Linked DNA regions of Mus musculus: region 2 is linked to region 1. The links are chromatin loops, found by intact Hi-C in ENCODE. Cell type or tissue: heart. All regions are shown on one strand. Each heading gives the region's core, and the rest is flanking DNA. Links, peaks and the distances in the headings are about the cores only.

What was found. Hi-C counts contacts between places; a loop is a spot of excess contacts. Peaks named below come from ENCODE experiments on the same cell type or tissue, not always from the same donor. Only the 100,000 strongest peaks of a DNase experiment are listed, where the experiment ranks them.
Region 2: a loop joins it to region 1, with 2.5 times the contacts of the local background. A loop is called at or near these places in 9 of 42 quality-filtered maps.

What each region holds. Positions count from the first base shown.
Region 1 is chr13:50,961,835-50,966,222 of GRCm38, forward strand. No RefSeq gene overlaps it. Among named protein-coding and RNA genes, the nearest start is that of Gm32613, 28 kb to the right of the region's middle. In heart, for the core only: a CTCF peak has its summit at 2,420 (motif pointing right); no DNase peak of the experiment used is centred there.
Region 2 is chr13:51,196,084-51,200,471 of GRCm38, forward strand. It overlaps the pseudogene H2af-ps2. Among named protein-coding and RNA genes, the nearest start is that of Gm46414, 10 kb to the right of the region's middle. In heart, for the core only: no CTCF peak of the experiment used is centred there; a DNase peak (open chromatin) is centred at 2,328.

The DNA.
Region 1 (4,388 bases), core at 215-4,214:
TAAATAAGTCTTTGGGCCAGGGGGTCGGGACAAGAGAACAAGTGTATCCTGTGCAGTTGGGACAACCAACCTTGTTTACTGAAGTGAAAACACGTGACTTGATATTTAAATATAAATAAATAAATAAGGATTTGGAGAACACCAAAGAAGGCAGGAAGGATGAACACTGGGGGCCAAGAGACAGTTAAGGTAGCGACACCCTCCTGTGGCGTTGTCATGGTGAGACTGTGGTTTTGTGTGTGCACCAAAATACCAGAGAACACAAGCGTGAGCCCGAGAGATGCTATGGGCTTCAGTTATGAAAGCAGACAGGGACTGCGTGGTTTCCCACGGGGCTGTGCCCCAATAAGCTTATTGTAGAAAATAGTGTTCAGTCACAAGTCTGCTACACCGGATCTGCTCTCTGCATTGATGACTGTACCTTGGCAGTGAGCAAGGATGGACATCTGTCCCACTCACCATCTGCAAAGGCCACCAGTGAACATGAACACTCACGCTTGTCACCGGTCTCCCATCAGCTATTTCTATTGAGCTTACAGGCTTACAAGACTGTTTTCCCAACCAGGGATTGATAAATGTGGTCTTCGGGTCTGTGCCTTCTCTTTCTTCCTTTAGCAGTTTTTTGTTTGTTTGTTTGTTTGTTTGTTTGTTTGAAACCAAAGTGTTATCATGAAATGCGCTCCTGCTTATCCACCTTTCCTCTTTCGGGTCACACTTCGGGGCCTAGGTCTAAGAATTCTTTTTTTTGTTTGTTTGTTTGTTTTTGTTTTTGTTTTTCGAGACAGGGTTTCTCTGTGTAGCCCTGGCTGTCCTGGAACTCACTTTGTAGACCAGGCTGGCCTCGAACTCAGAAATCCGCCTGCCTCTGCCTCCCCAGTGCTGGGATTAAAGGCGTGTGCCACCACGCCCGGCTGGTCTAAGAATTCTTAAGCCCAAAGTCAAATGCTTTCTCCTATGTTTCCATTCTCATTTACATGTGTGGCCTCTTATGGTTAGATTTTTATTCCTTCTCTCGGTCCATCCACCTCCCCCCTTCCTTCCTTCCTTTCTTCCTCCCTTCCTCCCTTCCTCCCTCCCTTCCTCCCTCCCTTCCTCCCTTCCTCCCTTCCTCCCTTCCTTCCTCCCTCCCTTTCTTCCTCCCTTCCTCCCTTCCTTCCTCCCTCCCTTCCTTCCTCCCTTCCTTCCTCCCTCCCTCCCTTCCTCCCTTCCTCCCTCCCTTCCTCCCTCCCTTCCTTCCTTCCTTCCTCCCTCCCTTCCTTCCTCCCTTCCTTCCTCCCTCCCTCCCTTCCTCCCTTCCTCCCTCCCTTCCTCCCTCCCTTCCTCCCTCCCTTCCTCCCTCCCTTCCTTCCTTCCTTCCTCCCTCCCTTCCTCCCTCCCTTCCTTCCTTCCTCCCTTCCTTCCTCCCTCCCTTCCTTCCTTCCTTCCTCCCTCCCTTCCTCCTCCCTTCCTCCCTTCCTCCCTTCCTTCCTCCCTCCCTTCCTTCCTTCCTTCCTCCCTTCCTCCCTTCCTTCCTCCCTCCCTTCCTTCCTTCCTTCCTCCCTCCCTTCCTCCCTTCCTTCCTGTTATTTATATTTTAAGGACAGAGTCTCATATAACCCAGGCTGACCTTGAACTTCTGACACTCTTGCCACGCACGGCTGCCTAAGGACTGGGATTCCCAGCATGTGCCACCATAGTCAGTGTATGAATGCTGGGCTTGAACTGGGGGATTCATGCATGCTAGGCAAGCGCTTTACCAACTGAGCGTCACCTCCAGGCCCTAAGAATATCTTCTTATGACGTGTGTGTGTGTGTGTGTGTGTGTGTGTGTGTGTGTGTGTATCCCCAGCCCTTCTCTGTGTCTTATTCCTTTCTGTTTTGAGACAAAGTCTCACTCTGCAGCCCAGGCTGGCCTTGAACTGGTGATGCTTCAGCCACAGTCCCCACTGAAATCATAGACATGTTCTGGTCCCTCAGCATATTTAGCTTAATATATTAATATAACATATCTTGTCATGAATTTTGTTAAGCCTGTACTATTATATGGTCACTTAGCATATCTAAGCATACTCCTAAGAGGTGAGTGTCGGATCTTTTGTTGCATTCTCATTGGCCCCTAATGCACTGCACTTTTTCATTTTAGGTTTTTTTCGCCTCTGTTTTTCAGATCGTACATATTCTATTGCTTTCTCTGATTTCCCCTGACATATAATATACATTCTTCTATTGAGCCCATCCAGAGAGATTCTTTTGTTTCAAAGTTTAATCTTCAATTCTATCACTTCCTCTAGGCTCTGGTATGAGTGCTGTTTTCTTGCTAAAATCTGTTTCTTCATTTGTAAATCATAATTGGATTTACTCTTTTTAAAAAAATATTTTCTTTTTAAATCATGTATGCGTGTTTGTGTGCACTTGCATATGCATACGTGCAGATCCATGAGAAGGCCAGAAGAGGGCGCCATGTCCACAGAAGTCGGAGTTTCCGGTGTCTGCGCTGCTCTGCGTAGGTGCTGGGATGCAGGTCCTCTGCAGAAGCAGCAAGTTCTCTTAACTGCTATATTTACCATGTACTGTCACTTTCGTGATGGCTTCTTTAAGATCGTTGCCAGACAATTCCAGTATCTGATTCTTCCTGGCAGCAGAACCTGATTTCTTTTTTCCAGTTGTAATTGTCCCCGGTTCTGTTATGACAGCTGTATTTTTATTAGATCCTGGATGAGCGGATGTTATCAGGAGACCCTTAAGTCCTCTCTGTTAGCAGGCAGTATCTCTGCTCATGTTTAGTGAGCAGCTCATCTGGGATAACTGTCACGGGCTGACGGTCCAATGGCAGCAGCAGCCCCAAGCCTTTGCAAGCAATCGAAGCTGAGTTGGTGCTGTGAGAGCCAAGCTGGAGGCTAGTGTGGGAATACAGATTTCAGGCATGAGATGTCAGTGTCAGGAAAGCTGCGGGTGTGATTGCCCACAAGAAATGGCTTTATTCACAAGCCTGATAACTTGAGTTCAATCCCCAGAACCCATGGCAAAAAGCCAGATGTGGAATTCATCTGTCATTCCAGCACTCCTCGTTTGAGGTGGGAGGCAGTGACAGGAGATCAGCTAAAAGCCCGAACGTCAGCTAGCCTGAAATATGCAAGCAAGAAAAAACAAGAAAGACCCTGCCTCAACAAGGTAAGAGGAGCCATCTTCTAAATGGTGTCCTCTCACCTCTGCATATGCTTCATCGTACATGGTAGCCACATTCACATTCACACATATGTAGGGAGCCATTCCGGACTTCCTGGTCAGCAGGATGGAAGTCTGCTCCAGGTAGTAAACAAGCCCATGTTTGGTGGATGGCCCGCCCTTAATCCCTGATTGGCTGAGAAAGCCTGCCTGGTGAGGTGATGTGACCTGTGGTAATTGGTGGGGGCGTGGTTGTGGCTGGAGAGGAGAAAAACACTTGTAACTAGAGAGGCAGGGGATTTGAAGTAAGTAGCTGTCTGAGTAAACTGCTTAAAGAAGAACCGGTGTTTGCATCTTTCTTGCTGGTCGAGTGGGACTCGACACACATATATACATCATGCACACGAATAGCCATGATGATGAGAATGATGGTGATGATGAGAATGATAGTAATAATAATGAACTTTTTAAAAAATATATACCCAGAAGAGTGCAGAAGTTTGGGACAGTCAAGGCCATCAGAGCTCCCAAGAGCAGAGCCCAACACCTGTTCATGTCTAACGAATGAAACCCATAGGCAACAATGAATGTGAAAGGCAAAGAATTATGTTAAGCAACAGGGAGAGCCTCCTGAGACCATGAAGCCATTCAAAGATGACTGTTACTAGAGCTCCACTCAGCCAAAGGGGTCTCAAGAAAAGGTTGTAACTGTGTAGCTCTTGCTTGGGGTTAAAGGATGGGCTTTGCAGAAAGGAGGGAACCACAGGGAGAGCAGCCAGAGGCTGTCAATCAGCCTGCTGCCACCTGCGTGCATCTGTGGGTTTCCAGTAAATGGGATGCCTTTAGTTAGAGTCCCAAGTGGTTGTCACCAAGCAACAACCTGTGTGCTCAGCAGGAGGCGCCGTCAGGGTTAGGAGCTCACTTGACTACCTGGTGGGGTCCAGCTAACTCCTGGCCTCACCAGAAAACACCCCTCCCCCACCCCTCACCTCCTGCTGGCACTAAGTCTTGCCATTTTTGGTGGGAGCAGGACTCTGCTTGGTCCCTACGGCTACCTGCTCATTTTGGAGGTGGCTGGGGACACCAGGCTAAGCAAGAGGAAACTCTTCTTGATTCTACTGCTCAGCTGTTTCTGTCTCAGGGGTGCATACTGTGGTCCTTGTGTGTAGGAGGTACAAACAGAAATATTTTAAAAACGAAAACTCAACTTCTGTTCAGAAAATAAAATTCTTCATTGTTATTTT
Region 2 (4,388 bases), core at 311-4,310, 230 kb after region 1:
GCACTACTGTATTCTCAACTTGAGGAACCCACTGGTTTCTACATGGTTCTGCCAAGCTTTAGGCCCTGGTGGGTTTGCATAACTGACTGCTCACTATAATCCTTCACTATCTGTGTTCAGGGCAGTGAGTCCGTGTATATGTATATATGAGTATGTGTGTGTGTGTGTGTGTGTGTGTGTAGAATCTTGGGTGCTATTCCTCACCATCACTATACACCTTTTTCTGTTTGTTAGGTTTTTTGTTTGTTTGTTTGTTTGGTTGGTTTTAAAGATTTATTTATACACTGTAGCTGTCTTCAGTCACACCAGAAGAGGGCATCAGATCTCATTACAGACGGTTGTGAGCCACCATGTGGTTGCTGGGATTTGAACTCAGAGCCTCTGGGAAGAGCATTCAGTGCTCTTAACCTCTGAGCCATCTATCCAGTTCCTGTTTGTTAGGGTGGCTAGTCAGTGAGTCCCAGGGATCTGTCTGTCAGCTTCCTCAGGTCTTGGATTTTAAGTGAGCGCCATTCCACCCCTATTTTAAATGTGTCTTCTAGGGCTCAAACTCAGTTCCTTATGCCTGTGAGGCAAGAGTTTTCCTAACTGAGCACCCCTAACCACCTCTTCTGAGAAGTCATGGCTTGTAAGGTAGACAGCATCGCCAGGAGGAAATCGGTCTGCTCTGAGGACCTGCGCTCGTGATCTCCACACCACACAGCCAATGACAACATGCATTTCCAAAAAGAAAAATGGTTTATGCACATTTCTATAAATGCATGGTCGAACACACTGGTGGTTCTCAACCTGTGGGTCGAGACCTCTTTGGGGTCAAATGACATTTTCACAGGGGTTGCCTAAGACCATCAGAAAACACAGATATTTCCATTACAACTCATAATAGTAGCAGAATGACAGTTAAGAAGTAGCAATGGAAATAATTTTATGGTTGGGGTCACCACAGCATGAGGAACTGAATTAAAGGGTCAAAGTTTGAGAAGTGCTGGTCTAAAGTTTCTACCTAACTGGGCACATGGTGGGAGTATACAGGTAGATGGAGGATCTTCTGCTACACCTGGGAAGAAATAATCTGGATCGATAGACATAAACCCGTGAGCTCCGTGAACTTGACAGAATGGGTTGGCTTGTGTCGGGTACGGTGCCATGTTCTGTATTCTCAGAACTTGTGAGGCAGAGGCAGGTAGATACAGAGTTCAAGGCCAGCCTGGGCTTCACAGTGAGCTCAAAGCCAGCCTGGATTACATAGTAAGACCCTGTTTTAATTACCTTTCTTGCTGCTGTAATAAAACACCCTGTCAAAGCAACTTAAGGGAGGAAAAGCTTCTCTTGATTCATCGTTTGAGGGTTTGTTCATCATGATGTGGAAAGCAAAGGTGGAGGTGGCTGGCACCATTGCATCTACATCCAGGAAGGTGACAAATTAATGCTGGTGCCCAGCTAGCTCCCTCCTTCACAGGGGATTCAGAGCCCAAGCCCAGAGAATGATGCTTTTAGGGTGTGTCCTCCTACCTCGATCCCTACTTAATCAAGAGCATCTCTCGCAGGTGTGCCTGCAGGCTCCCCTCCTAGGTGACTCCAAATGCTGTCAAGTGGACAATGAACACAGACACAGTCTTCAAAAAGAGTTGTATTATCCAGGTTTGGCTAGACATGCTGTTCTCTTACCTAGCCAGACCTCACTTGCTTGGTGGGGACGTTCCCCTGGGCTAGCAAAGGACCCAAGCTGGTCATCCAGGAATAGCCCTGAAATGTGAACACTGAATTCTGTGCTTTGGTGTGCCTACACTGCCAGCCCCACTCCCGCACAAATTCAATCCCCATACATGGACACGGAGCCAGTTCCACTGGCTTCACCCCAAGGTCACCATGTTCCTAAAGTCTAGCTTGGCTCAAATATCTTTACCTACTATGGTCTTTTTTTCCCCTGTGTGGTAAACCTACCATTTTCAGTAGCTGGTAGATATGCAGGATTTATTTTTCCCAGTAGAAAATCCACAACAGGGTGAGTGTGGCTGAAGCTGCCTTTTTTTTTTCTTCTTCTTCTGTTGGCTCACTGTCAGTGCCCTCGAATAAATGACCATAATTAATAATGGGATTTAAAGGCATTCATCTTGTTCAACAACCAGTGGAGCAAACAGATACAATTACAGACAGAGAGACAATATAAACAGGGCTGCCTCTTGTCCAGTCTAATTCTACATATTTACAGCTGTGGGGTGTAAGGAAAATGAGCCCATCCAGTAGCAACCGGATGAGATTCCAACTGGGAGATTTATAACTGCTACTGGCCACAAATCACAGCTGATGTTCTGGGCCGAGTTTAGCCCAGCGTGTGTTTCTTACTCAGATCATGCTAAATATAGACTTGGAGCAGCCACAGGGAGGAACATCCAGGAAGACAAGGATCTGCCATCTGGATTCGCTATGTCTTTTTCCAACACAAGTGAATTCTTCCCAGAGTGTGGTTTCCTTCAAATCAAGCAAGAGATCCTGCGGATTCCTGGAGGGGAGCTCAGGCTGATGGGAAAATAGAACCCCACTTACATTTGACTTTCTAGCACTCTCGGACAAAATTCTGCTCTGTTGTACCAAAAAGTGACATCTGGCAAAATATAATAACCCTTCACAAGGTGATTACTCATGATTCCTCTTATGAAGAGACTCATTAGTGAAAGTTAGAAATGGTGGTGAGTGTTTATAGTACTGGCAATGGGGAGGCTGAGGCAGGAGGGTTGAAAGTTTGAAGCCAACTAGCCTCTACAACAAAATGTAAACAAAATTACCAATAAGGATGGGTCTTGTGCACTTTCTCTTCATGCTCAGCAGCACTGCAAAGAAAGACCTCAGAGCTGTAGAGTTTACCAAAACGTCAGAGAGGTTCTGTATAATGGTCCGAGTTTTTTTTTTTTTAAGTGCCTTATGGGGCTGGAGAAATGGCTCAGTGGTTAAGAGCACTGACTGCTCTTCCAAAGGTCCTGAGTTCAAATCCCAGCAACTACGTGGTGGCTCACAACCATCTGTAATGAGATCCAATGTCCTCTTCTAGTGTGTCTGAAAACAGCTACAGTGTACTCGTATATAACCATATATAGCAAACAAACAAACAAAGAAATAAATAAAATGTCCCTCATGGGCTCAGATACTTGAACACTTGGTCCTCAGTTGGTGATGCTCTTTGTGGAGATTGTGGAACCTTACTGGAGGAACCTTACTGGAGGGAGTATGTCACTGGGAGGGATCGGATTTTGAGGATGAAATCAAGCCCACCCAGCTCCTAAAGCCATTCTTTGCCCACCACTATGGACTGTATTCCTGCAGAACCATAAGCCAAAATAAATCCTCACTTCCGTAAGTTGCTTTTTGTCTGTATATTTCACCATAGCATCAGGAAAGAAAGTAATACATCCTGGATTGAGTTCTGTGATTCCCATAGCCCTCCAGCCCATTGGTTATCTTCGGGAAGCGATTTTAAGTTTTTAAAAACTTGGCAGCAAAGCTCTAGTCACAACAGGGAAGGAAGTTTCAAGCTTCCTTAACAGGAACGGAGGCTCGGGCTTAAGGTTTTGAGTTCTATAGTTAATTAGGAGCAGAGGAAGGCATGGACTTCTGGAACCCGAGATCCTCTCTTCTCTGGCATAGTGGCATTGGTTGAGTATAGATTTAAACCTCTCCTTTAGCCTCCTGTTCTCACACTGAGCTAATCCTTTGCACCTTTCCCACTTGGGAATGGAAAGACCATTTGGCTGCAAAGGGGTGAAGGGGGTAAAATTAGCTGAAGGAGCCAAAGGAGAATCCATATATGACCTGAAAGAGCAGTCTGGGAAATCTAGGGGAGAAGTGGGCAGAGCTGTGTTTGAGGGACAACCCACAGGGTTTGCTGACCGTCGGATGCTGAATGGTGACGGGGAGAGGCCAGTCGTGACACCCAGGACTGTCAGGTTGTGTACTATTGGGCATGCAGTTAAAACAGTCAAGGAATCTCTGTAGAGATTATGAACTATCAGAACCAAGCCAAAAGTAGTGGCCTAGACATTTTATTCATAGGTAAGAAATCTCAGAGTCATTATTTTGGGGAGCTTATTCATGAGTGGGAAAGCCTGCAGTTACAAGTCCCCACAGGGTCGAAGGTTTAGGGTAGAAAATGAGTCTGATATTAACCACACTGAACCTGAGAAATTCGTCATATTCAGTTTGTATTGTTGAATGGGAAGAAAGACGCATGGCTCTGGAGTGGAAGGAGAGGAAGGCTCTGGAATGGAAACATAACACAGTTGCTGGCCACACAGAGAAGAGATGGCTGGATATTGTTGTTTTCCCTTCTGTGATTAAAAACACCCTGACCAAAAGCAACTTGTGTGTGTGTGTGTGGGGTGGCTGTTATTTGG